5 separate regions of the Homo sapiens genome follow, and regions 2, 3, 4 and 5 are each linked to region 1. The links are chromatin contacts, found by Hi-C or POLR2A ChIA-PET in ENCODE. All regions are on one chromosome and are shown on one strand. The core of a region is the stretch at or near the end of the contact, and the rest is flanking DNA. Distances in the headings are between cores, read along the strand shown. Region 1 holds the start of DIPK2A (divergent protein kinase domain 2A). Region 2 holds the start of COMMD2 (COMM domain containing 2). Region 3 holds the start of WWTR1 (WW domain containing transcription regulator 1). Region 4 holds the start of NME9 (NME/NM23 family member 9). Region 5 holds the start of MRAS (muscle RAS oncogene homolog).

Region 1 (4,956 bases), core at 1,469-3,968:
AGAATAGAATAGTAATACAATGTAAAACTTTGACTATCAAAATGGATGTTAGTATCAAACTACTATGGTATTTAATTCCATCTGATAATATTTAAAACAGTGATAGTTACTGTAAAATGACATTTTACAATGCACTGGAAATTACATTATTTGCCATTACTTAAAATAATGGTCAAGAACTTTAAATGATCCACTGGTTGAAAGCATCCTGTAGTTTATAGGAAAGGTGAGTAATGCACATTAACCTTCACTTAGAGTTTTTTTTTTTGGAAACGGAGTTTTTGCTCTGTCGCCAAGGCTGGAGTGCAGTGGCGCCATCTCGGCTCACTGCAGCCTCCGCTTCCTGGGTTCAAGCAATTCTCCAGCCTCAGCCTCCCGAGTAGGTGGGACTACAGGCGTGCGCCGCCATGCCTGGCTAATTTTTGTATTTTTAGTAGAGACAGGGTTTCACCGTGTTGGCCAGGATGGTCTTGATCTCCTGACCTCGTGATCCGCCTGCCTCGGCCTCCCAAAGTGCTGGGATTACGGGGGTGAGCCACCGTGCCTGGCCCCAATTAAGAGATATTTTGCAAACCTTAATATGGCACTTTGGAACACTATATGTTTATCTTGTATAGTTCTAAGACTTTTTTCCTTTTGATGAATGTATTAAGTTCTTGAAAACTATCTCTCCTGATAAACATCTAGAAAATTTAACTGAAAAGATCAGAGCTTTTAAACAAATGTAAACTACTTAGATGCAGAGCAAATGTTTTTCAAAATTCAAATTGTGTAGACTAGTAACCGTGTTTTATTTCCATGTTTCAAATGATGCCTATACAATTCCAAGCATCTGGAGGCTGAGAATAGTTTAAGAACTCCAAAGACCTATTCGATACAAAGAAGCAGTACAGGTACCTCCTTAATCCTGTTACTAGTTACCTAAATAGTCTCACTATGCCCCGGTTCTCTCAGCTTAATCAGTTTAATGGCAACTTATGTAGTACTTTTATTGTTTTAAACCAATTCTAAATAGATTGTCTACTATTAATCGAACAAATTTATGAGGCATATAGAAAAGATGTCAGAAAGAAGAAATTTGTAGTTAAGTAATAACTTGCTTTGTTTACAATTCAGCAGCAGCAGCAGCCTCACAGCTGAACTACAGCACAGGTCTCCAGAACCATCACACCAAACTCCTTTTCCTAAGAAAATCTCACTTGAGCTTTTAACTCTATATTATATGGAGTTTGGGGATATTTGAAAGCAAGTTAAATAAAATTCCCACCAAAGGCGGCATAAGGCACTAGGCAGAAGTAGCCAAACTTAAGTACAGTAAGTCAATTTCTAGAAAGCTTTGAATATTATTTCAATTTGTCTGTCCGTATTCAATGCAAATCGTTACAAAATCACGTCTATTTTGAATTTATTAAATTTCTCAAAGTTTTTTTTTCAAAATCTGAGTTCTTATAAGAATTTGTAACAAATACCTGTTACAATTAAACAATACTGAAAGTATTGTTACTTTTGATAACCTGGTATAGATGTTTCTTATTAACCCGCTGTAGAGTTGATCTACACATGCCAGTTACCATGGTCTTCTAAAAGCACTGTTCAAGCCCTAAAATTAACTCAGTTAAGACTCAGTTGTTTAATAACGTATCAGGAACCACCTGTCCCTCAGACTAAAAATCACTTCTCATTTTAACTACTCTAGCACTAAAAGTGAATAGCATAATAATGTATCTACTAGCGCTACTGCTAAACAGTCCGGGTCCCCTGAAACTTATCCCTAAACACAGTGCTTTCGTGCGGCATCTGCGCCTTACTTTTGCAGTCTGGGGTGACTGAGTCAACGTGACCGTGCGGAGCACCAAGCAGCCCCGGGTCCCCATGGCTACCGCCAGGGCAACGCTTCGCGGCCCGCTCCTCAGGGACCCTCAGGGGCGGCACCGGGAAATCAGCTTTGCGGAGAGGAACCGCAGGGCTCCGGGGACGGGCTAGGGCAGCCGGCGGGCAGCAGAGGCAAGCCTGGCAAACTCTTCCCGGCTTCTTCGCGGCGCTTGGGGCAGACGTCCTGGCGACACCAGGCCGCGTCGGTTCCCCTTCATCCTATTTTCCCTTTAACACGGTGGCTTGAGAACTTTATTTTGTGCTCACTCAAGAAAATTTTAAATGATTTTACAGATACAACCCCAAAGATGAAGCTCCAACAAACCCGCCACTACTCGAGCCTTTCTCACCGTCTTCCTCACAGGCCCCACCCCCTACCGCGAGGAGCACGAGCTGAGGGGAACACAAGCCCCCGTCGGGCACTCCCCGGCCTCGCCCCACCCCCCAGGCGCGCACCCAACCCATATAAGGCGAGGGGAGGCAATCGCGCCAGCTCTGCCTCCGCCTCGCGCGCCGTCCAGAGGGAAGGATTTGCAATAGACTTCCTCAGTTCATTTCTTCTTATTCCCTCCTCCCTTAAAGGGCCGTTTCCACAATAGTGAAAGGAACGCACCAGTAAACCACAATAATCATAAAAGATGACTGTAATTAAGACTCTTTCTGAAACCAGAAACCGCGAGTTCATGCCCCCACCTCAAGAGCCCGAGCTTCCCCCTCTCTGAACCGCCCCCACACCCGCTCCCGCGAGCTCCCGCTTACGCTTTCCGGGCGGCGCGCGACGCGCTCGCTCCGCCCCTCTGGCCCCGCCCCCGGCTCCCCTTCTTGGTCTCAGGAGAGCCAGCGCGCACAAGCAAGGGTGTGCGGCTCTGAGACGTGCGTTGCTGCTTGTGGGTGTGAGACATCCTAGCTCCTCTTCCCCTTCCGTGAGTCCCTCCTTTCCTCGCAGACCCCACTTGTCGTGGCTGGCTGCCGCCGCAGCTCTTGTGCGAAGCCAGCAGTGCGCGTGCGCGCGGGCACGGGCGCGCGACCGTCGGGTCCCCGCGCTCCCTCCCCCTCCCGCTCCTCTATAACTTGGCTGGCGTGGAGGAGGCGCCGCCGGAGTCGGAGGGCGGGGAGCTAGGAGGAGGGAGCTCGAGAGTTGTGGAGACTAGTGACTGGGAGAAGTCGCAGCCCGCTCAGGCCCGCGCCTTCCCGCTCCCCGTCTTCCTCTCTCACACACCTACTCCGCCCTCCGCCCCAGCCCGCGCGCTAGCTCCTTCTCTCGCCCGGGGTTCCTGCCGGTAGCTCTCCGGGTCTTGGCGCGGCGGGGGCGCCCCGGGGGTGCCCTCGCCCTCCCGTTGCGGGCGGGCGGGCGGTATGTGGCGCCTGGTGCCCCCGAAGCTGGGCCGCCTGTCCCGCTCGCTGAAGCTGGCGGCGCTGGGCAGCCTGTTGGTGCTGATGGTGCTGCACTCGCCGTCGCTGCTCGCCTCTTGGCAGCGCAACGAACTGACCGACCGGCGCTTCCTGCAGCTCAATAAGTGCCCGGCGTGCTTCGGCACGAGCTGGTGCCGCCGCTTCCTCAACGGGCAGGTGGTATTCGAGGCGTGGGGCCGCTTGCGCCTGCTGGACTTCCTCAACGTGAAGAACGTGTACTTCGCGCAGTACGGCGAGCCCCGCGAGGGCGGCCGCCGCCGAGTGGTGCTCAAGCGCCTCGGCTCGCAGCGCGAGCTGGCGCAGCTCGACCAGAGCATCTGCAAGCGGGCCACCGGCCGGCCCCGCTGCGACCTGCTGCAGGCCATGCCCCGGACCGAGTTCGCGCGCCTCAACGGCGACGTGCGTCTGCTCACGCCCGAGGCGGTGGAGGGCTGGTCGGACCTGGTGCACTGCCCCTCGCAGCGCCTTCTCGACCGCCTGGTGCGCCGCTACGCGGAGACCAAGGACTCGGGCAGCTTCCTGCTTCGCAACCTCAAGGACTCGGAGCGCATGCAGCTGCTGCTGACCCTGGCCTTCAACCCCGAGCCGCTGGTGCTACAGGTAGGCGCGGAGCCAGGGCAGGGGGCGTCCTGGGAGGGGCCGCGCGTGGGAATCAGAGTCGGGAGAAGTGGCTCAGCCAGCGCTTGCCGCCAGTTCGGACTCGGCCGGGCTGGGCCAGGCTGCAGGCGTGGGAAGGGGCGTCTCCGGGGGAGCCCCGGGGCTGTGCAGGGAGGCCGAGGGCGACCCCGCTGATGGAGAGTCTGCTCTTGTTACCTAGATTCGGGCGCATTTCGGATTTGACTGTGGATCTTTCAACGCCAGAGGGAGTGCGTCTCTTAACACTCCCCAAAATGTCTCTACTGCGAGTTTCCTTCCGCTCTCTACCCTGCCTTTCTGCTTTTATCTGCCGGGGCTTGCAGGTCCGCGGCGCAGACTGTTCACGAGCCCTTGGACCTTTCCTAGTTCTTCTGAAGTGTTCTACACCGCGTTCGCTCTTCCTTTTCTGGCGCTGGTGGCTGGCCTAACTTCGGTCTCAGAGTCTTTGTTTTCGCTCATTTACCTGGCAGTCATTTGGACACCTAATTCGAGGACAAGTTGGGGAGGATGAAGTCGGAGAACGGGACAGTGGTCGGGGTGGGTTTAATCTGTGAGCCGAGCTTTGGGTGGGATTAGAATCAGAAACAGGAAAAGTAAGGCAGCGTTGGACTTGGGGCTGGGAGGGCTTAAGGCCAGACAGACGTTTTCATCCTGATCCTGTGACCTGCCCTATTCATCTGGTAATCTAGTTGAAGGGAGATGAAATATTAGGCCAGGGCGAGTATCAGGGAAGGAGATTCTTGCCTTTCGCCAGTTGCGTTGTTTGCTCTCGTCTGACTGTTTTGAAAAGTAATGTGCCTTTTAGGGGAATAGGATGGAATCTTTACTGGTGACATCAAAAAGAGAACAAAAAACAAAAACACTGTTTACTTTCGGAGTATTTGCTTGTTTCTGCACATTCCCACCCAGCTTCAGTGCGGTGTCCTTGAACAGTGATTACAACTGTGGGGTTGTGGTTTCTCCTTCTGTCTGCAGGAAAAGTTACCGTGCTCCTTTCCATGACAAGAGAAAAAAATGACTTAAAAGTTCACAAGT
Region 2 (4,956 bases), core at 1-2,500, 5.8 Mb after region 1:
AGATGATATGATTTTTATTTTTTAGGTATGTCTTCAAAAAATCAATTATAAACCATTAACAACATTATTAAAACACACAGGTACCTGCCAGGACTATGATGTAGAGTACACCAGACCGTTCTTAAGAATCCAGCCAACACAAAACAGTCCAGAAAATCCCTTACCATGAGCTTTGAGCTCTCAGTGAGGAGATACGTTAATCCTTCCACACCATGCTGGACAGTGTCACTACTCACATTGAGTTTTCCTGAGAAAGAAAAGTAAAAACGAGCAAATAAATTACTACTGTAGTATTTATCTTGTTCATATTTGTATTTAAAAATAAACACTATTCATTATTACATGTTTTCAAACACTGCATGAAAAACAGTAAGTTGGCCAGAGGCTCCTGCTCCTTGTCATTCCACTCCCAGCCAAATGCCTTTGGTATTTCCCACCAAGTAACCTTAACAAAATGCAGAACTGTGGAGACTAGTATCAGGTGCGTAGCCCTTCTCTTGAATACGTAGCTCCTTCAAGTCTGGCAGAAGAGGAACTCGACAGGGATTGACTTAATCCCAGAGACTGCCTCTTACCCAGGGGTAAAACAACACTTTTTTTTTTTTTTTTAGCAAAAGCGGATATCTGAACAACTAATAATGATAACCAAATACTTGCAATTTACAGTTGACCCAGCTATTCCACAGACTTTGGTATATTTATACAAAACACTTTTCAGTATTTCTGAAAGTAAGGTGGTATTATGTACATTTTACCATGAGAAAACTGATTTAATAGAAGCTTTAACAATCTCACAGCTACTTAAGGGACGGGCAGGATTTGCACCCTGACTGAAGAGCTCTGCTGGTTTTATTCTACTACAATCGGAACAAGACCCTAGGACTCGCAATAATCCGTTTCTCTCCCGGGAGACAGGGAATGGCTCGCAACCGCCCTAGAAGCCTGCGGAGCCTTCCCCTTTCCCTTCTTACTGGCGGCGCCTTCGTAGATTTTTGGGTTTGCGCCGCGTCTCAGGAATTCCACAGCAATCCGCCCAAACTCGGCGACCACTGCAATGAAAGTCAGAAGGCTGTTGAGTGCCAGGCGCTGCCTTTGACCTCCTCCCCAGCCCACAGAACACCGCCCCCACGCCCGCTGACCCGCGCTGTCCACTTGAGGCAGGAAGGCCAGGTGTTCCTTATGCTCCTCGGACAATTCCAGCAGCATCTTCACTGTCCTACGATTTCACCCGGCAGCGCCGACCCCGCCTTCGCCACTTCCGGCGCCCGTGTCCCGGCGCCTAGAGGCTCCGGCGTCGCAGCGTCCGGAGCTTTGGGTTCCGGCCTACGAACTAACGCGTTACACTCGGACGTTCCCTGCAGCGCAGGCTGAGGTCAGAACATTGAAATCATCCCGCAAAGATGCAGTGAGCGCCTGCTGGGTGCAAGGTGCTAGGCTCTATGGGAGATGAAAAGGTGTTTCAAATCCGACACGCCCCCTCGTGGAGCATACATTAATAATATCAATAGTTCACATTTGTTAAGCACTAACCGTGTCAGGAAGTGTTCTTACATTTATTAAATACATTTGGAGTTCAGAAGAACCCTATGAGGTAGGTTCCATTATAATTTCCATTAGAGATAAGGAAACTGATAGACAAGTCCAGCAACTGACACTTTTATAAAGCTAATAGTTTCCAGAGCTTCTATGTTATCTTAAATGTATCTCAGTTAATATCCTCAACAAACATGGCTTTGTTTTTACAGATAAGACACAAAGCTCCAGAGATTATGTGACAAAGCCTGTGACAGAGTTAGATGGAGAGGGTTGGATCCCTCACTTACCTGCTGCAAAGCCCATCCTTCTACATAACAGCCTGAAAGCTGAAAGCTTCTGACAAGTTTTATGAGTGATTATAAATTAGGATAAAGATAATGATGACAATGACCGATGCTTACAGGATTCAGAGCAATGTTTTTGTTTGTTTGTTTTGTTTTGTTTTGTTTTTTACATGGAGTCTCGCTCTGTCGCCCGGCTCACTGCAACCTCTGCCTCCCGGGTTCAAGCGATTCTCCTGCCTCAGCCTCCCGAGTAGCTGGTATTACAAGCGCCCACCACCATGCCTGGCTAATGTTTGTATTTTTAGTAGAGACGGGTTTTCACCATGTTGGCCAGGCTGGTCTTGAACTCCTGACCTCAAGTCATCCAGCCAACTTGGCCTCCCAAAGTGCTGGGATTACAAGCATGAACCACCACACCTGGCCCAGAGCAATGCCTTTTAAAAAGTATTTAGCGCCTGTGATAATTTAGTTCCTTTTCCAACTCTCTTCTCACCTGCTGTGGTTCAAATATCAGAGATGATAAAGTTGCTAATTGATAGGAATATGATTCTTCAAATCTTAACCCCTTGAAAATGGAGGGTGTGGAGGAAGAGAGGGGAAGGGAAGAAGACTCTTCATATCTGTCTTTTCTATCTAAGGCTTGAGACAACTCTATATTCTGAGTCTCCCAGGCAGACTAAAAATTGGAAGAGTTTTTCAATTCACTTCTCTGTGTCTACTTTGTCCTTCACATCTGACTGAAATTGTTTCTTCCACTGGGACACAGAAAGACAGGTCCTTGAACTTATTAGTTAGTTCTTGAAGTAGCATTTGCAGAGAGAACACAACTTTTACTTAGACTGTGAATTGCAGATTAGCAAAAATTGCATCATTTCCTGAAGTTGCCTTTATTCACACATTATTGAGAAAACATCCATTATTAAAGAATAATTTTCAGAAAAGGTAAAATCATGATTCTTCTACAAGTGTACAATGAACACATGTCAAAAAATGTATTGAACTAGTTAATTAATGAGAGAATTACAGCATTCTGTAATTAATGAGAGATTACAGTAAAAACCAGTTTCAACTGATTCAAAAGAGGTATTCAAGAACTGTACATATATAGGGAGTAGGAATGCTGAAATGAATTTGCAAATAGACACAATATTATGCCAATATGAAATGGCCTTTCTTGTCTGTAATCTCAGGGAATGAAGTGAGGACAGGCGAGGTGAAGGTGAGACTAGGGAGTAGCACAATAGGCTGTCTAAAAAAGGTGGTCAAGGAACCAAGTTAGGCCAGGTATGGTGGCTGATGCCTGTAAACCCAGCACTTTGGAAGGCCAAGGCGGGAGGATCACTTGAGGCCAGAAATTCAAGTCTAGCCTGACCAACATGGTAAAACCCCATCTCTACTAAAAATACAAAAATTAGCAAAGCTTGGTGGCATGTACCTGTGGTCCCAGCTACTTGGTAGCCCAAGGCATGAAAATTGCTTGAACCTGCGAGGCAGAGGTTGCAGTGAGCAAGATTTGAGTCACTGCACTCCAGCCTGGGTGACAGAGTCAGACACTGTCAAAAAAAAAAAAAAGAAAGAAACCAAGTTATATCCAAGAAAAACCAGCCTGGGAGTTAAAACACCCCAGGATAATTTATAGAGTGACTTCTGTTGCCATAAGTGATATAATTGTTTAGAAAAAATTACCTGAGTGAAAATTCAAAACTCTAGATTCCAGATCTGGCTCTGACACTACCTGTATGACTTCTAATAAGTTGTTTTTATGTTATAACCATAGCCTCTTCGTCTGTAAAACTGGCATTTTAATACTGCCCTTCTGTGCCATGCAGGGCTGTTATGATGCTCAGATGAACTAATAAATTCACATTAAAAATTGATTTTGATGATCAAATGAAACAATAAATTAGAATTAAGCAAACAGCAGCATTTACATTTTATAGGAGCAGATTTTATGCTCCTATAAATTCACAAATAATCATCTTAAAAGCCATTCATTTAATTTAACAAACTTTATTAAGCAATTCCTTAAAGGTTCAAAGATATGCTATGCTTTGGCAATTTGTAGATGAATAAAACAATGTCCTTGCCCTCTAGGAGGTGTCAGAAAAGTGAGGGAGAAAGATAATGAAGTAATTTCCATACAGTGTGATGAGTAGCAATACTTGGAGAATGAACAAAATGAGAAGGAAGCATAGGGAATGTACATTAACTCTAATTTAAAAGAATCAGGCTGAGAATAAATGTCCCAGCATATCCTGTGCATGTTAATACTAATGCTCTACAATTAGATTTACATTATAAATATATACAGTCTTAATGTCACTTCATGCTATCTTACTTCCAGGGTGAATGTGAACAAATAATAAATACTCAGTATTTTTTTCAATTGATGCTGGTAGAGAACAAGGCTTCATATCAATCATCCCCTCACATTCTCTCTGCATCTTTCTATCCCCCTCCAGCTCATACGTCTTTCTTTTCTCTTATATTTTCCCATTTATTTTCTCCTTCTTAGGTATTCTAGCCCAGAATCCTTGCACAGGATATTTCCTTAGCTGTGTTTCAATGACACATAAAATATTATCACCCCCTGCAAGGAATTACAGCTCAATTCACTATACTGTCAAGAGGACAATAACGTGGTGACAAGCCTCACTCACACCAGCCACCTTCTCATGACTCTAAAGCTGGCACCAAATGCATGAATTAGCTCCTGACATTTTAAAAAATTATTTTAATTCATTAAAAAAATGTATTATAAATGCAAACAGAAAAGGGTACAGATTTTTTAAATACTCATTGTTGAATCTTCTCAAATTAAACACACCTATTACTCCAGAACAAGAAATAGAATGTTACAACACCCCAGAATTTCTGCTGTGCCTCCTGCCAGTCACTATCATCTCTTGTTTTCTCTATAGTGAACTAATACCTATACACATGCTGCCTTACAACATCCCTGTAGAATCATCTATGTGTGTGAATGCGTGTGTGAGTGTCTGCACGTGCATGTGTGTGTGTTTGTATTAACCTTTGTGCCCCAACCCAGCAATATCTAATTGGGAACTCAAAGGCATTTTTTAGAATGAGCCTTAGATTTTAGGCGCCTCTGACTATTTTACCAAAATCTATCTTA
Region 3 (4,956 bases), core at 1,770-4,269, 5.7 Mb after region 1:
GTCCCAGCTACTCGGGAGGCTGAGGCAGGAGAATGGCGTGAACCCGGTAGGCGGAGCTTGCAGTGAGCCTAGATCGCGCCACTGCACTCCAGCCTGGGCGACAGAGCGAGACTCCATCTAAAAAAGAAAGAAAGAAAGAAAGAAAGAAATCATGTAGGGCTGGGCATGGTGGCTCAAGCCTGTAATCCCAGCACTTTAGGAGGCCGAGGCAGGCAGATCACTTGAGGTCAGGAGTTCAAGACCAGCCTGGCCAACATGGTGAAACCTCGTCTCTACTAAAAATACAAAAATTAGCCAGGCGTGGTGGTGGGTGCCTGTAATCCCAGCTACTCAGGAGGCTGAGGCAGAAGAATTGCTTGAACCCAGGGGGCGGAGGTTGCAGTGAGCCGAGATTGTGCCACTGCACTCCAGCGTGGGCGACAGAGTGAGACTTTGTCTCAAAAACAAAAACAAACAACAAACAACAACAACAAAAGTCATGTTATTACATCATATTCTTGACTCCACCAGCTACTTAGAAGTCAAAGGACTGAGCACATGTCCAAACTATCACTCAATAACCCAGAGAAGACCAGCTGTGGCATAAATGACCATCAAGTCTGTTTCAGAATCTCAGCATTACACCAATCTCAGAAACAACAAAAGAACTCCTTGGACAAGATATCAACAGCCTTGAGATGGGGAAGTAATAAGAATTGGTCACTGGTATGAATCAATGGGCTCACTATAGTAAACTTCATCCATCACTGTGTATTCATTCTTAGGGCTCTCTCATAGCAATCAGAGCATCAAATATTAGTGCCAAAGAAAGGCTTGATTAAACTTTTAAAATTGTACATAGTGTCTTCACTTTTGCACTAAGGCTACTCTACTAAAGAAATATGGGCTTTAAAATGAAGTCTAAGTCAAGTTCTTAGGAGAGGAGTTTCCCTCACTGGCAGTGCAGGCAATCCTGAAACAAGTGGTTAGGCTGGCACAACCTCCATCTTTGATAGCCTGACCCTATGACCTCAATGGAACATTTCAAGTTCCAGCCTGGTTTCTCCTGAGGAATGTAGTTATCTTAGGGTACCACAATTGAAACAACCTCCTCTAGTGTTTGAGAATATATTTTCCTGTGGGGTGTAATTTGAAAATTTCAACTAATGTAAAATTCATGACATCAAAAAGCTGGAACAATGTGAAAGGAAGAAGAGTGACAAAGCAGGCTTGTGATTTGATGGTATTTTAGGTTAACAAGTTTAATGTAATAAAACTCCTAACAATTTCCACACGATTGATTTGTCCAGCCCACAACTACTCCACCACACAGTTGCTAATAACATCACTGTGCTGTGTGGTCATTATGTCACCCAGCTGGGAGCACTATGGCCTACCAACCACTGTTCACTTTTCCAGCTTGCTTTTCCCAAGAAGATAGAAACTGCAGACCACCTACTTCACCAAAAGTCCCTCTGTTCCCCAAGCTTCACAGCTTTTCTCTGATTTATCTCGGTGTCACATCCCAAAGGGCCTGGCTCTGGACTATCTGACTTAGAGTGGCCAAGGAAGGGACTAAGGGTCTGTGCCCAAGAGTTGGCTTCAGTCCTGCAGATTCAAGGCAAAGTCACCTGTGTGTTTTATGGTGGATGAACTTCACCACTGCTTCTGATCCCTGCTTCTGATCCCTTACAATTCCAACACTCAGAGACTCACTCCCTGCTTCCAGCTCTCCATATCTGTGAAATAACCGTGGAAGGACACGCACCATCTCTCTCTTTCTCTCTCTCTCTCTCTCTCTCTCTCTCACACACACACACACACACACACGAACACACGCGCGCGTTGGGCACTGTGACTTGGTGCCTTCTTCGGCTCCAGGCTGACTTACTTGAGGAAGTACCTCTGGCCAGTGGCCGTGAAGGTCATCTCCCAGCCCGGGGGCAGTGGCAGCTCGTCGGTCACGTCGTAGGACTGCTGGCGGAGGTGCGCGTGCTGCTGCGCGGGGCTACCCGCAGCACCCGCGCCGGTGCCCAGCTGCAGGGACGCGGGCGACGAGTGCGAGCGGACATGCTGGGCACCCCCAGCCAGTCGAGGCCCCGGGTGGCCGCCCGACGAGTCGGTGCTGGACTGGCGCGAGTGCGAGCCCGAATCAGGCTCCTTAAAGAAAGACTCCGGCAGGATCTTCTTCCGCCACGAGCTAGGCTTCGGATTCATGACAGAGTTGAAGAGGGCTTCGAGGTCTGTGTCTAGGTCCTGCGTGACGTGGATCACTTGCTGCCCAGGCGGCGGGAGCGGAGGGGGCGCCGAGGCCGGATTCATCTTCTGCAAAAAGAAGGTCAGATCAGCCTTTTATTTAAAGTCGGAGGAAGTGGGTAAGAGGGTTACAGGGTGAGAGGGCGAGATGGTGGGAGAAAGAATAGAGGGAAAAGGAAACGAGGAGACAGATAATTGCCCGCCTGGAGATCCCAGACACTCAGCGGTAAGACCAGCAGGATGGGGGAGGGGTCCCTCCTGGCCTCGAGAATTATGCAACTTTCTTGAAGCAAAGAAGTTGCCTGGAGGAGGAGAAGATAGGGCGAGGGGTGGAGGGAATAACTGCACTCGGGGCTTGCTGAACCGCAGGATGGCAAAGGAAAGGTCGCACGATTCCAGGACAGGCAGCCCCCCGAAAGAAGTTCAGCCCGAGCCAACTCCACCACGTCTCGACTCCGGAAGCCCGAGGAGCCTGGAGCCCTGGAGTGGTGCCGGATGAGCGCGCGAGCTCCAGCGGGCACTACCTGGGCGGGCAGCGAAGCTGAGCCTGAGCGCGCGGCGGCCGCCGTCCCGCCCGAACTTGCCGTCGGGCCTGGGTCGCTCGGGTGAGTCCCGAGATTGCGGAGCTGGAGCCGAGGCTTGGCTGACAAATCCCGACCCGACTCTGTGCCTGGCAGTCTAAGGGCTTCGGCTCTCACATCCCCCGAGCTGGCCTAAGGCGCTAGTGCTGGGCGAAAAGGAGGCGCAGGAGAAGCAGACAGCGCGGCCGCAGCAGCTCCCGGACTGTCCCATAAACAAAGTTTGGAGCAAACTCCCACCCCCAGGAAAGAGGCGGGCCCGAAAGTTGAGCTGTTGAATTATGTATGACCTCCTAGTCCCTAGCCGGCCAGCCCCCGCTCGCCCCTCCTCTTCCTCCTCCTCCTCCTCCCACCTCGGCTCCAGAAAACCCTGGGCGTGATGGGTACTTTACTGGGTAAGAGGAGACGGGTGCCCCCCACCCACTCCTCCCGGCCGCGCGGACCTCTCCCGCTCAGACCTGCATCTGCATTCCTTTGAGTTTACCACGGACTTGGGGCGGGATCAAAGGGAAAGTGGCCTGAGCCTGTTTCATCAAGGGGTTGTGGACCGAAACCAAGGCCGGGGGTGGCGGAGGGCACGCGGATGAGGGGCTCAGGCCTAGGAAGGGCCGGTCCTGGACACCGCGCCCTCCCCTGCAGCCAGGCGCCGAGGCCTGCAGCACCCGGAGCGCCGCACTGACCCGCGATTCTGCCCGAAGGCCGGCCCGGGTGCGCCCCGGCGCGGGGAGACACCAACAAGGCCAGCTTTTCCACGAGAGGCTGCTTAGCTCTTGTGACCATATTTGGTCTGGCGAGGAGGCATCTTGGCTGCCTGGCTCTCAATTGTCTGCTAGAGCACAGACGGTGCCCAGAAAGTGCCTCTGTCACTGGAGATGCGGCTTCGCCAACGGGTGGGTTGTAAACAAACAACTTTCAAACCATTCATCAATCCTTAATTTCCTCTACGGGGGTGACTCAGGCCACTAGAGATTGAGAAGAAAAAGCTGGGTGTTGGAAGAGAAGAGCAATTGCACCCCCCTCCCCCGCAACATCCGTGAGGGTTGTGGGAGGATTGGAATGTCCCTGCCGCCCTCCGGGGAGCCTGGAGCCGGGATGGAACCCGAGCAGGTGGCTGGAAGTAGAGAGGGTGCGCCAGTGACCCGAAAAAAGCCACCCACCTTCCCACCAACTAGATCTGGGCGAGGGATGGAGACCCCCTGCCTCTAGCTAAGGGAAGAAGGTCAAGTCTGGCGAAACAGCTGCGGGAAGTAGGAGGAGGCCTTGCCCTTCAGAGCAGCTCAATTTCTTTTCTCTCTGGTTGCCTCTCCACTGAGGGGAAAGGGTGGGGGGAGATGGCGAGGTAAGCCAAATTCCAGGAAGCCCCTACTCCACCCCATTTGATTCAAATAGGAGTTTATTAAGTAAATCAAACGAGACAATGTAAAGCACTTCGCACAGCACCGGGCTGGTTACGTAAGTGTTTGTTAAATAAAAGAGAACTGTATGTTCTTCAAGTTCACGTATTGTGCCTTAATTTTTTTTTTTTTTTTTTTGAGTGACGTCTCCCTCTTGTCCCCCAGGCTTGAGTGCAATAGCTCCATCTCAGCTCACTGCAACCTCCGCCTCCCGGGTTCAAACGATTCTCCTGCCTCTGCCTCCCAAGTAGCTAGGATTAAGACGCCTGCCACCACGCCCAGCTAATTTTTGTATTTTTTAAAAGCAAAAATGGGGTTTCACCATGTTGGCCAGGCTGGTCTCAAATCCTGACTTCAGGTGATCCGCCCGCCTCAGGCTCCCAAAGTGCTGGGATTACAGGCATGAGCCACCGCGCCCAGCCTGCCTTAATATTTTTACAGGGTAAAATAAAGTCGAAGTTAAAATCTGGAGCTGCCTTGGAGGAGAAAAGTTTAAGGAAAAGACAAGGCCACTCATAGTTTTGCCTCGGAAAAGGTAGAATTTTGGGGCCACTCCCTGAATGGCTGCATCCATATCCAAAACAGAACCACCAAAGTGAGCCACTTCCCCTGTTATCTGTACTTGGAGGTGGCTCCAATTCCAGACTCCTCATAGACTGGAAGAAATTAGGGCCATCTTAGACTAAGGCAGGCATACACGTATCATCCTTTTTTTTTTTTTTTTGAGATGGAGTCTCACTCTATTGCCC
Region 4 (4,956 bases), core at 701-3,200, 5.6 Mb before region 1:
ACATGAAATGACCATAATATGGGGCAATAACATTAGAGACACCACAGACAACATCAGACCAGCCAGGAAGTGTCTAAAGGAGTCTCATCACAGCTCTGCAGGCGTTACAGGACAGGTATCATCCCTCCTGTCTACGTAAAGGATACGGAGGCCAGAGAGTTGAGGAAATGAGTCACACAGCAATGAATGGTAGGACCAGTTGATCAGAATTTACTTCAACCAGAACATTCACGTATGAAGTGGCTTCTGACTCTAGAATCCTAGAATATCAAGGCTGGAAGAAGGCCCTTAGGGATAATTCACACAACATCCTCATTCCATAGATGGGCAAGCTATAGCCTGGAGAGGTTATGTGATGTAGTCAAAGACACAGTTGGCTATAGAGGACACAAGAACTACATCAGGTCTTCTGACTTCCAGTCTAAAAATCCCACCCCACCCCACCCCACACCCCTCCCACCCCCAGCATGGGGTACCCTTAGAATGATGCTGCTTTCCCCTTTCCTCTTTTTTAAACCACTAGGCTTTTGAAATCCACATGCAAACTGCTGGTCCTGCTGAGGACAATAAGAGAGAAACCAGATGTCTCAAAACCACTAATGCTCTATTATCTAGGAGGCGCTGTAGCCTTGGTATGCATCTTACTGGGGCCAGCTGATGATGAGGCATTTTAAGTTCGTTTTAAAATGTTCCCATGTTGCAGATCATCCAGCTGATCTCCTTATGACCAAGCACTCTCTCCTAATTCCAGGGTCTATGCCTGCATGTTTTTACCATCACTTCAGAATCAACCACTATCTATTGTCCAGGACCAAGAAGAAGAGCAGCTGCTGGCTTCTGAATTCACTTGTCCCACATGCAAATGAAGTAAGACACTCTATATAACATATGTCCAGCACATAATATATCTCAAAACATATTTGTTAATAAGTGAAATTTGATGAGAACAGTGGTGGGAAAACTGGGTCTCCACAGAGCACACAGTTACAGACTCATGCCCAAAGTCAAAAGAACCTATACTGTATTCTCTGTGCAAGCTGCAGTTGTATTTCAACAAGAACAAAATAACGGTCACATCGAGTTATGTTGATTCGTATTTTCTTAGTTTATAGTTTTATTTAATGCATGTTTAGGTTTTATGGTTGTATAAGCACTATAAATGTAAACAGCTTCTACTCAGTTTTGTTTGCATTAATTTTGTTTGCGTAAAATTTGTCATCACTGGGGTTCCAAGATAAGTTTTGTCCCTTTAAGACGGAAGGGTACATCACTCAAGTTTGAGAACACTGTCACGTACTGCTGGCAAACAGAATGTCACTTTTATACTGCAACCCCGCTCTAATCACCCTCCTCTTCCCCGAGCCCAACCCAGAGCTGGAAGCTAGCGCCCCTTGAGGCTTACCTGCAGGGCAATTTCCTTCTTCCTGCTGCCCATGGCTCTGCAAAGAAGACGAAGCCCTGTTACCGCGGCCGTGGGCCGTTCCCCCGCAGCCTCGCGACAAACCGCTGCGTGGATCAGCAAGCCCAGAGCCTCCTTCAGACAAGCCCCCCTCCTACGGCCCCCGGCCCCTTTTTAAGGTGCTTCTAACTGGCGGCAAATCAGCACACTGATACAAAGTGAACACCCCGCGAGGAAGCGGAGCCTGCAGTCCACGGGCTCGTGGCTCGCCGGGCGGTTTTCTGGGGATCTGCGAAGCCCCCTCCCCACCCCGGAGCCGGCCAGGGGGCGCGCGCAGAGGCCGGAGTCAGTGCGCCGGGCGCGGTGCAGCCTGTCGGGCACAGGGTCGCCAGTCGAGGAATTCTGACAAAAAAACGACATGGGACCCTGTTATCCCTGCTGTTCTTATGGATTACTGGGAAAGTGAGCCACTGCGAACGACAGGTACAAGATCTTCGACGCGCCCGGAGTCACCAACCGAGTCTGCCGCGACCTAGCCGCGGTCGTCATGGCAACCTGGCCCCCCCGCCAGGCCTGCCAGGAAAGCCGGCGGACACGTAAGCCACGCCCACTCTGGGCCCAACGCAGTCTCTCCGCGGAGGCTCTGAACCCAGCCAGGGAGAGGCAGGAGGGAGTCCCGCCCCTTGCCCTCCATATCGGACCATAGGAACCCACTCATTGGCTGCAGTGTTTGTCAGCGTCTGGAGGCTTCGAACCCACCAAGCAAAGACCCAGTGCATCTGTGCGTTGCACAGTCGCATCTGTGAATCCCTGCATCCCTCCTGCCCTGCCTGCCAAGACTGATGTGCAGCTTTTCTACCATCACATACCGGTATAATGTGTGCAAGGTGGGGGGTGTCTCCAGGTTTTGAGGGATCTGCAAGCGTTCTCTTTAAGGCAAAGAATATGAAATTACAAATTCAAAATTAGATATGAAAGTCAAGTGAGACACATACAAAACAGTTACAGACATTGTAGATATTAATCCAACTGTATCAATAACCACTTTAAATGTGAATAATCTGATTACACCAATTAAAAAAGAGATTGTCAGAATGGATTTCAAAAACAAACAAAGCCCAATCGTGTGTTATCCACAAGAAAATACATTAAAAGCAAAAGGATAGAGAAAGCTATACCAGGCTGACACTAATTAAAAAAATAGCTGAAGTAGGTATGTTAATTTCAAGAAAAGCAGACTTCAGAACAAGGAAATTTATCAGGTATAAACAGGGACATTACATAAAGTTAAAGGGATCAGTTATTTGGGAAGACATAACAATACTTAATATGTATGTACTTAAAAACAGAGCACCGAAATATGTGAGGCAAAAGAAGATAAAACTGCAAGGAAAAATAGGTAAACTCAGTATTATAATAGAATGCTTTCATACCATTTTTAAAAAGTAATTAATACATCCAGCAGAAGCAAATGAGCAAGGATATAGTTGAACTGAAAAATATCAAATTGATCTAATTGACATTTATGCAATATTTAGTTCAACAACAGCGGAATATAGATTCTTTCTCAAGCTCACATGGGACATTCACTGAGATAGACCACAATCTAGGCCATAAAACATAGCTTAACAAATTTAAAAGGATAGAACAAAGTATGTTCTCTGACTGCAATAGAATTAAACTAGGAATCAATCACAGCTGATGAAAGAGATCTCACAGATTTAAATAAATGAAGAAATATTCCGTGTTCATGGATAGGAAGAATTAATATTGTTAAGATATCAATTCTTCCTAAGTGAAGCATACACCAAATGATTTCCATCCAGGGAGTGCTGATACCCTGTTTGGCCATGAGGTACCCAGCAACCCTCTGTGAAGTACAGGGCGATGGGTATACTGGAGACCGAACATCTTCCTACCTGTCATCCTGCCTTCTCCCACTTCAGCTCCGAATCCACCTACTCTTTTCTTGCATTCAGTCCCATGGCAATATTCAGTTCCATGATAATATTACGCAGAGCCACAGGCAGTCCTTAAGACACCACATTGCAAACTGAGTTGACTAGATGCAAATCATGTTCATTGCCACAAGGTGGTGGTTGCTGAAGCTCTTGAATGGTGTGGAATCTCCCTTAGAATTTAGTTTCCAAAATAAAATTCAAATCAGATGCTAAATTCCTCTTGCCAGCACATGGAAAGATAGTGACATTTATTCTTTCTGAAAGGGTTAAATTTCTTACCATGTGGTCTCTATTACAAAATGTACTCACATCTTTGCCAGGCTAAACCTCAGAAACAAATTTAGGTAAACCACATGTCCCAGTTTGCCTGGGACACCCCCACTTTTCACCTGTTGTCCCATGCAATTATTAATAGCAACCCCTCTCACTTTCAAAAGTGTACAGTTTGGGTAGGGTGCAGTAGCTCACGCCTGTAATCCCAGCACTCTGGGAGGCCGAGGCAGGTGGATCACTTGAGGGCAGGAGCCTGGCCAACATGGTGAAACCCTGTCTCTACTAAAAAAAAGTATCAAATAACTGGGCCTGGTGGTGCATGCCTATAATCCCAGCTACTTGGGAGGCTGAGGCAGGAGAATCACTTGAACCCAGAAGACGGAGGTTGCAGTGAGCCAAGATCGTGCCACTGCACTCCAGCCTGGGTGACAGAACAAGACTCCATCTCAAAGAAAAAAAAAATTACAGTTTGGACAACATGGAACCTCATCAGTTTTTTCCCAGATGAATCACCTTGGGCCACTCCTGCTTTTTAATAAAACTTCCATCTTTTACATGTTTTGTGACACAGGTGAATGGTTTTTTTTGTTGTTGTTGTTTTTGTTTTTTTGGTTTTTTTTTGAGACAGAGTCTTGCTCTGTCACCTGGGCTGGAGTGCAGTGGCGTGATCTCAGCTCACTGCAACCTCCGCCTCCCGCGTTCAAGCAATTCTCCTGCCTCAGCCTCCCGAGTAGCTGGGACTACAGGCATGTGGCACTATGCCCAGCTAATTTTTGTATTTTTAGTAGAGATGGGGTTTTACCCCGTTGGTTGGCCAGGATGGTCTAGATCTCTTGACCTTATGATCCGCCTGCCTCAGCCTCCCAAAGTGCTGGGATTACAGGCATGAGCCACTGCTCCCCGCTGGGTCAGTGTTTTTATTTATTATCCAAAAGTCAGATTTTTTCAAATGTATCTATTTTTAATCAGCCCTTCCCTCAGTGATGTACTTTTTTGTTTGTTTTATTTTAATGCAAAACCTGCTAACTAAATTTAAGGGCTACTGAGGTGTTTTAGAGTTCAAAAGATTAAAAACCAAACTCTTCCTCCTGCAACTCATGTTTATTGCCACAAGGTGGTGGTTTACTCAAAATAAACCCTTCTGAGACCCAAATTGGACACTAGGAGCATTTTCTTTATCAAAATGCTTCAGAACTGATGTGACTCTGTAAAACAAGAATGACCCTCCTCACTTTAAGAGGAAATCATAGACCAAAGCAGGCTGTGCTTCCTCGGATGCCTTCCCGTTTTTCATCGTAGAAGATAAGAATGTATATACACATC
Region 5 (4,956 bases), core at 1,346-3,845, 5.6 Mb before region 1:
AAGAAGTAGCCAGGCATGGTGGTGCACACCTATAGTCCCAGCTACTCAGGATGCTGAGGTAAGAAGATGTCTTGAGTCCGGGAGGTCGAGGCTGCAGTGAGCTATGATGCTATGATCATGCGACTGCATTATAGCCTGGGTGACAGAGCGAGACTCTGTCTCAAAAAAAAAAAAAAAAAAAAAAAAAAAAAAGGAGAATCCCAGGTACCTGGGTATGACTATTAGCTGTTTAAGTTCCATTTCTGAGAAGAGGTATTATTACAGATATGTGTATAAAAGCAGTATAAAGACATCTCTTTGACTCTTGCATAGATGTTGGCTCAGCTCAAGCTGAGGGCATGGTCAGGGTCTTGTGCCAGTCAGGGCCCAAGAGAGGACATCTCTTACATGGGGAGCCCACGAGGGGCTGACAGGCCACCAGGATGTACAGATCCCTGCCCGCCTTCCCAAGTTCTGTGGTAAATAGAGGGGGTTGAGGGAGTCAGGTTCCAGGGCAAACCTAGACAGTCGAGGTAAACTACTGTCCCTCAAGCCTTCTCCCCAACCAGGTCTTTTACTCCCTACTGCCAAGGAGAGATACTCTTGATGGCACCCAACCTGCTGTCCCCTTCCTGGGGGACACTTGGGGTCTACAGGGTCTTTGGAGCAGCAGGTGGGAGTGGAGGCACAGGGGGTGCACAGCAGCTCCCACCAAATGGCTGCATGGGTGGCTGGGATGCCAAAGGAAGCCTGCATGGGATTAAGAGCCTCAGCATGGCAGGCAGAGCCAGCAGCACTGTGAGGCTCCCTTAGGCCTGGGGCAAACCTGAGAAGGGAGTGGGTTCCCTGGACATGTAAAGCTGGTTCTAAGTCATTGAGGTCCACCCAGAAAAAGAATGTCCTCAGAAATGATGCTGACAATCAAAACCACAATGAAATGCCATTTCGCCCCCAATAGGATGACTAGAATAAAAAAAGACACACAATTACAAGTGTTTGCAAAGATGTGGAGATATTGGAACCCTCATATGTTGTTGGTGGGAATGTAAAATGGTGCAGCTGCTTTGGAAAACAGTTTGGCAGTTCCCCCAAAAGTTAAACATGGAGTTAACATATGATCCAGGAATTCCACTCTTAGGTATATACCCAAGAGAAAGAAAAGCATATGTTCATACAAAGACTTGTACATGAATATTCATAGCAGCTTTATTCACAGTAGCCCCAAAGCAGAAAACTAAATATCCATCAAGTGATGCAGGGATAAACAAAACGTATAGACATACAGTGAAATATTACTCAGTCATGAAAAGGAATGAAGTACTGCTACATGTTACAACATGAATAGATCATTAAACATTGGTTACTGAAAGAAGCTAGTCATAGTCACAAAAGGCCACATGTTGTATGATTCCGTTTATAGAAAATGTCCTGAATAGGGAAATCCATAGAGATTGAAAGTAGATTAGTGGTTCCCAGAGGCGGAGGAAAGGGGTGAATGAGGAGTGACTGCTAACGGGTAGTTCTTTTTGTGAGGGGCAGGGGAGGGGAGTGGGAAGTGGTGAAAATGTTCTGGAATTAGCTCATGGTGATGGTTGCAAAACTTTGTGAATATGCTAAACACCACTGAATCGTACACTTTTTTTTTTTTGAGACAGCGTCTCACTCTGTTGCCCAGGCTAGAGTGCAGTAGCGCAATCTCGGCTCACTACAACCTCTGCCTCCCGGGTTCACGTGATTCTCCTGCCTCAGCCTCCCGAGTAGATGAGATCACAGGCACGTGCCGCCATGCCGGGTTGACTTTTGTATTTTTAGTAGAGACGGGGTTTCACCATGTTGCCTAGGCTGGTCTTGAACTCCTGACCTCAGGCGATTCACCCGCCTCGGCCTCCCAAAGTGTTAGGATTACAGGCGTGAGCCACCGCGCCCGGCTTGAATTGTACACTTCAAAAGGTGGAATTTTATGGTGTTGAATTATATCTTTATTTTTTTAACGGGGGGAAAATGACGCCGCTGGAGAGGAGTTAGCGGAACTGAAACAATGAAATGGTGCGCGAGTGTCGCCTGTCCCCGTCGCATCCATCCCAACGAAGTTTGGGCCCTGGAACGGTGCACCCAGAAGGCCTGCGGGGAGAGACGCTGGGGCATGATCTGGAAGAAAGACGTCTCAGGATTCGAAGGGAATGCAGCTAAGGTGGCGGCGGAGGTTCGCCTAGGACTGGGGAGGCGTCCCTAGGCTCAGAAGTTGGCCCGGCCGGAGCGGAGATTTAAAGGTTGGAGCGCAGAGGCTCTTAAAGAGGCCGAGTCGAATTCCCACTCGGCGTCCACCTTAAAGCCAGCTCCCCGGCACCACGGATCTGACCCGGGTAAGTGCTGGGCCGCGGGAGAGGCTGCGGCGCCGACCCCAGCCCCTGGCGCTCTAGCGCGCCCTGCCGGGCCCAGGGGACTCGGCGCGGGTGGGCTGGACTTCGTAGGCGCGCGTCCTGGGGGCCGGGGTGCACGCGGGGGCGACAGGGTCGAGGCACCCGGCCCGGGCTCCCCACTGGCGCGCCCGCAGCGGCGCTCTATTTTTAGCAGGCGCTGTGGCAATATAAGGAATGCGCGGCGCGCTAGGCGCTCGGGGCGCACGCTGGCGGCGCGGTCGCTTTAAGGAGGCGCCGGGGCGGGGACGGACCGGAGTGGCCGGCTGGCGGGGAGCCGTCAGTCCGGCGGCCGCGGGGCCCGGCGGGCGCGACGCTGCCTCCTCACCGGCGCAGGCTAGGAGGGGGCGGCCTGAGTGCCGTAGCCGAGCCGGGGCTGGAGCGCGCGGTGAGTGGTCGGGCGGCCTTGGAGGGGAGGGGGCCCGGCCGCGCCGCCTCTCGCCCCGGCCGTCGCTTTGTTCCGGGGCGGGAGGTGTGGCCGCCCTCCGGGCTCGGCCGCGCTCTCCGCTTGCGGGGTGCGCCCTGGGACCGGCTGTGCGTGGCGTTTTGCCCCCATCGCGGGCTCCCGCGTAACGGTGTGCGTTCGTGAAATCGGCCACGACCAAGACCCCAGTGGGGAGGGCCTGCGCGCCGCTCAGAGAGACCCTTTCATGGTAATTACAGTTCCTTGGCTGCCTGGGCGAGAACCCGGTGGATAGATGGGCGGCAGGACGGGGCGGCGGGGGATGGGTGGGTGGGTGGGGGACTCTTTACCCCCCCGCCTTAAGATGGCGTTAACGAGGGGAGGGATCCGCCAGGGAGTTGACAAATTCATCTGAATAATAAAACGCAGCCTGCTTCATAAACAACCCTTCACTGCCCCCGGAGGTTTGGGGAGCTGGAGCTGTGGTCACAACTAGGGCCTGGGCTCATGCATTGAACTGATCTGGCTGAGGCATCAGACACGGTGCCAGTCCTGCCCTGCGGGGAAGACAAGAGCACAAAGTGACAAGCCAGTGTGGTAAGTGCTGAGATTCGGTAAGCCCAGGGGTTGTGGGAGCCCCTAGGGGTCCCTACTGCAGAGTGGGAGGTGAGAGAAGGCCGCCTAGAGGAGTTAATGTCTGGCTGGCCGCAGCGTATACACTGGACACCCAGTTAGACTCTGGCTAGAGCTGAGGTCTGTTCTGGCCTGGGGCAAAGTGGAGTCTGGAGAGGTGGACAGAGTCCATCAAGGCCACTGGGGCCTTGATCATAGAGCTCTGCCATTGCCCCTACTCCCCAATGGCCCCTGATGGTGTGGAACCTCCCTGGCCTTGCTCCTCTAGGACTCACTCTGTCCTGGACCTGACCAGAGAGGGTGGCTGACAAGGCTCGGAATCGTGGCCTCCAGAGGTTTGTCTGGCAGCAGAAGTAAGATGGAGATATGACTTTAAGAGCTCTGAAACTCCACTGTAATAACAGCAACCAACAGGGCTTCCAAAGACCAGGCACTTGAAGTGGATTTGCTCATCATTTGACAAGACACCTCTTGACAAGACACCTCCAGAAGGATTTTGTTTATTGTAAAGGATGGAGGAACTGGGGTGAAAAAGAGCCAACAGCTTGCCCAAGATCATATCTGAAGTCCATGCTTTTGGCCACGTGGCTGTCCTGGGCTTCGGAAGGCTCTGGTGCAGCCTGTGTTAGAGTTTTGTAATATATTGTTTTATAATTATTCACTATAGACATTCACTGGTGGGTTGAAGTGTGAGGCAGTGAGCTGTGGGTATTAATAACTGACTCGTGTCAGAAGCTTAGCAGTGAACAAAGCACTTTCTCGGATACGGTTCTTAGAGCTTCTCCTGCTTCTTTTCCCGGGGAAGAAACTTGAGCTGCTAACATTTTGTAAACCTCCTAATTTCCTGTAAATCACATGTCCCTGCTGAGTGGGGCTGAAAATGTTTCGGGCAATGGTTTTCACCCTTAGGTCTGTTCACACTGCCCAGCAGCCAGTTAGCTTCTCTCTGTAGTTTATGGTGTAGTTTGTCCTTTTTCTGCCGGGGTGGGAGGCATGGGGCTTTCATGCTCTGGGGTTTTTGAGGTCTGCCAGCCTCTGGGGAGGGAGGTGTTGGGCAAGCCTCGTGCTCTGGTGGAAACTGACCCCCTAGATGTGACCTCGGCATTTCCTAAAGCTGGGGGCGGGACTGGGGTAGGCGGTAGTCAAGGCCCTTTGGTGAAGCAAGCGATTGTCTCCAGCGTTGTCAGCTTCGCTCCTCCATAAGACAGTTGCTAATTTCCACCTCTGTTTTCACCTACATAAGACACTTTATGACAGGTTTAACTTTTATGTTATTATTAGCTCTAGCCACTGGTATTTCATACTCAGTTCGTCTGAGCTACTTATAAAGTGACAAGTCCAGCCAGGGCAACATGGTGAAACTCCGTCTCTACAAAAATTAGCTGGGCCTGGTGGCATGCACCTGTAGTCTTAGCTACTTGGGAGGCTGAGGTGGGAGGATTGCTTAAGCCCAGAAGGCAGAGGTTGGAGTGAGCCATGATCACGCCACTGCACTCCAGCTTGGGTGACAGAGCAAGACCCTGT

Evidence for each region. A loop is a pair of places that touch in the nucleus more often than their neighbours do. ChIA-PET counts read pairs that join two places held with the same protein, here RNA polymerase II (POLR2A). Pooled maps may share reads with other maps.
Region 2: a map of naive thymus-derived CD4-positive, alpha-beta T cell shows a loop between it and region 1 (11-fold over the local background). The contact joins the promoter of COMMD2 here to the promoter of DIPK2A in region 1. A Hi-C loop is called at or near these places in 1 of 168 maps with a recorded cell type or tissue (naive thymus-derived CD4-positive, alpha-beta T cell) and 7 of 50 pooled maps. POLR2A ChIA-PET finds 5 or more read pairs at or near these places in 1 of 52 experiments (activated T-cell).
Region 3: a pooled map shows a loop between it and region 1 (3-fold over the local background). The contact joins the promoter of WWTR1 here to the promoter of DIPK2A in region 1. A Hi-C loop is called at or near these places in 3 of 50 pooled maps. POLR2A ChIA-PET finds 5 or more read pairs at or near these places in 2 of 52 experiments (OCI-LY7 and activated CD8-positive, alpha-beta memory T cell).
Region 4: a map of CD4-positive, alpha-beta T cell shows a loop between it and region 1 (9-fold over the local background). The contact joins the promoter of NME9 here to the promoter of DIPK2A in region 1. A Hi-C loop is called at or near these places in 2 of 168 maps with a recorded cell type or tissue (CD4-positive, alpha-beta T cell and CD4-positive, alpha-beta memory T cell) and 4 of 50 pooled maps.
Region 5: a loop to region 1 is called in a pooled map, with 2.4 times the contacts of the local background. The contact joins the promoter of MRAS here to the promoter of DIPK2A in region 1. A Hi-C loop is called at or near these places in 2 of 168 maps with a recorded cell type or tissue (CD4-positive, alpha-beta T cell and CD4-positive, alpha-beta memory T cell) and 2 of 50 pooled maps.

What each region holds. Positions count from the first base shown.
Region 1 is chr3:143,969,105-143,974,060 of GRCh38, forward strand. It overlaps DIPK2A (divergent protein kinase domain 2A), which reads left to right and starts at 2,719. Exons shown (of 3, transcript NM_173552.5): 1 at 2,719-3,885. The coding sequence starts at 3,229. RefSeq lists enhancers at 2,025-2,605, 2,085-2,194, 2,465-2,554, 2,606-3,186, 4,195-4,454 and silencers at 2,285-2,334, 2,665-3,314, 3,805-4,044.
Region 2 is chr3:149,751,239-149,756,194 of GRCh38, forward strand. It overlaps COMMD2 (COMM domain containing 2), which reads right to left and starts at 1,251. Exons shown (of 5, transcript NM_016094.4): 1 at 1,140-1,251; 2 at 972-1,049; 3 at 165-247. The coding sequence starts at 1,206. RefSeq lists a silencer at 1,407-1,476.
Region 3 is chr3:149,655,006-149,659,961 of GRCh38, forward strand. WWTR1 (WW domain containing transcription regulator 1) reads right to left here and starts at 3,020. Exons shown (of 7, transcript NM_015472.6): 1 at 2,760-3,020; 2 at 1,871-2,304. The coding sequence starts at 2,301. It overlaps WWTR1-AS1 (WWTR1 antisense RNA 1), which reads left to right and starts at 3,205. Exons shown (of 3, transcript NR_040250.1): 1 at 3,205-3,703; 2 at 4,373-4,956. RefSeq lists enhancers at 2,847-3,426, 3,034-3,103, 3,664-3,873 and a silencer at 3,334-3,493.
Region 4 is chr3:138,327,901-138,332,856 of GRCh38, forward strand. It overlaps NME9 (NME/NM23 family member 9), which reads right to left and starts at 1,951. Exons shown (of 11, transcript NM_001349018.2): 1 at 1,403-1,951. The coding sequence starts at 1,435. It overlaps LOC124909438 (a long non-coding RNA gene), which reads left to right and starts at 2,033. Exons shown (of 2, transcript XR_007096113.1): 1 at 2,033-2,270.
Region 5 is chr3:138,345,984-138,350,939 of GRCh38, forward strand. MRAS (muscle RAS oncogene homolog) reads left to right here and starts at 2,596. Exons shown (of 6, transcript NM_001085049.3): 1 at 2,596-2,784. RefSeq lists an enhancer at 2,108-3,063.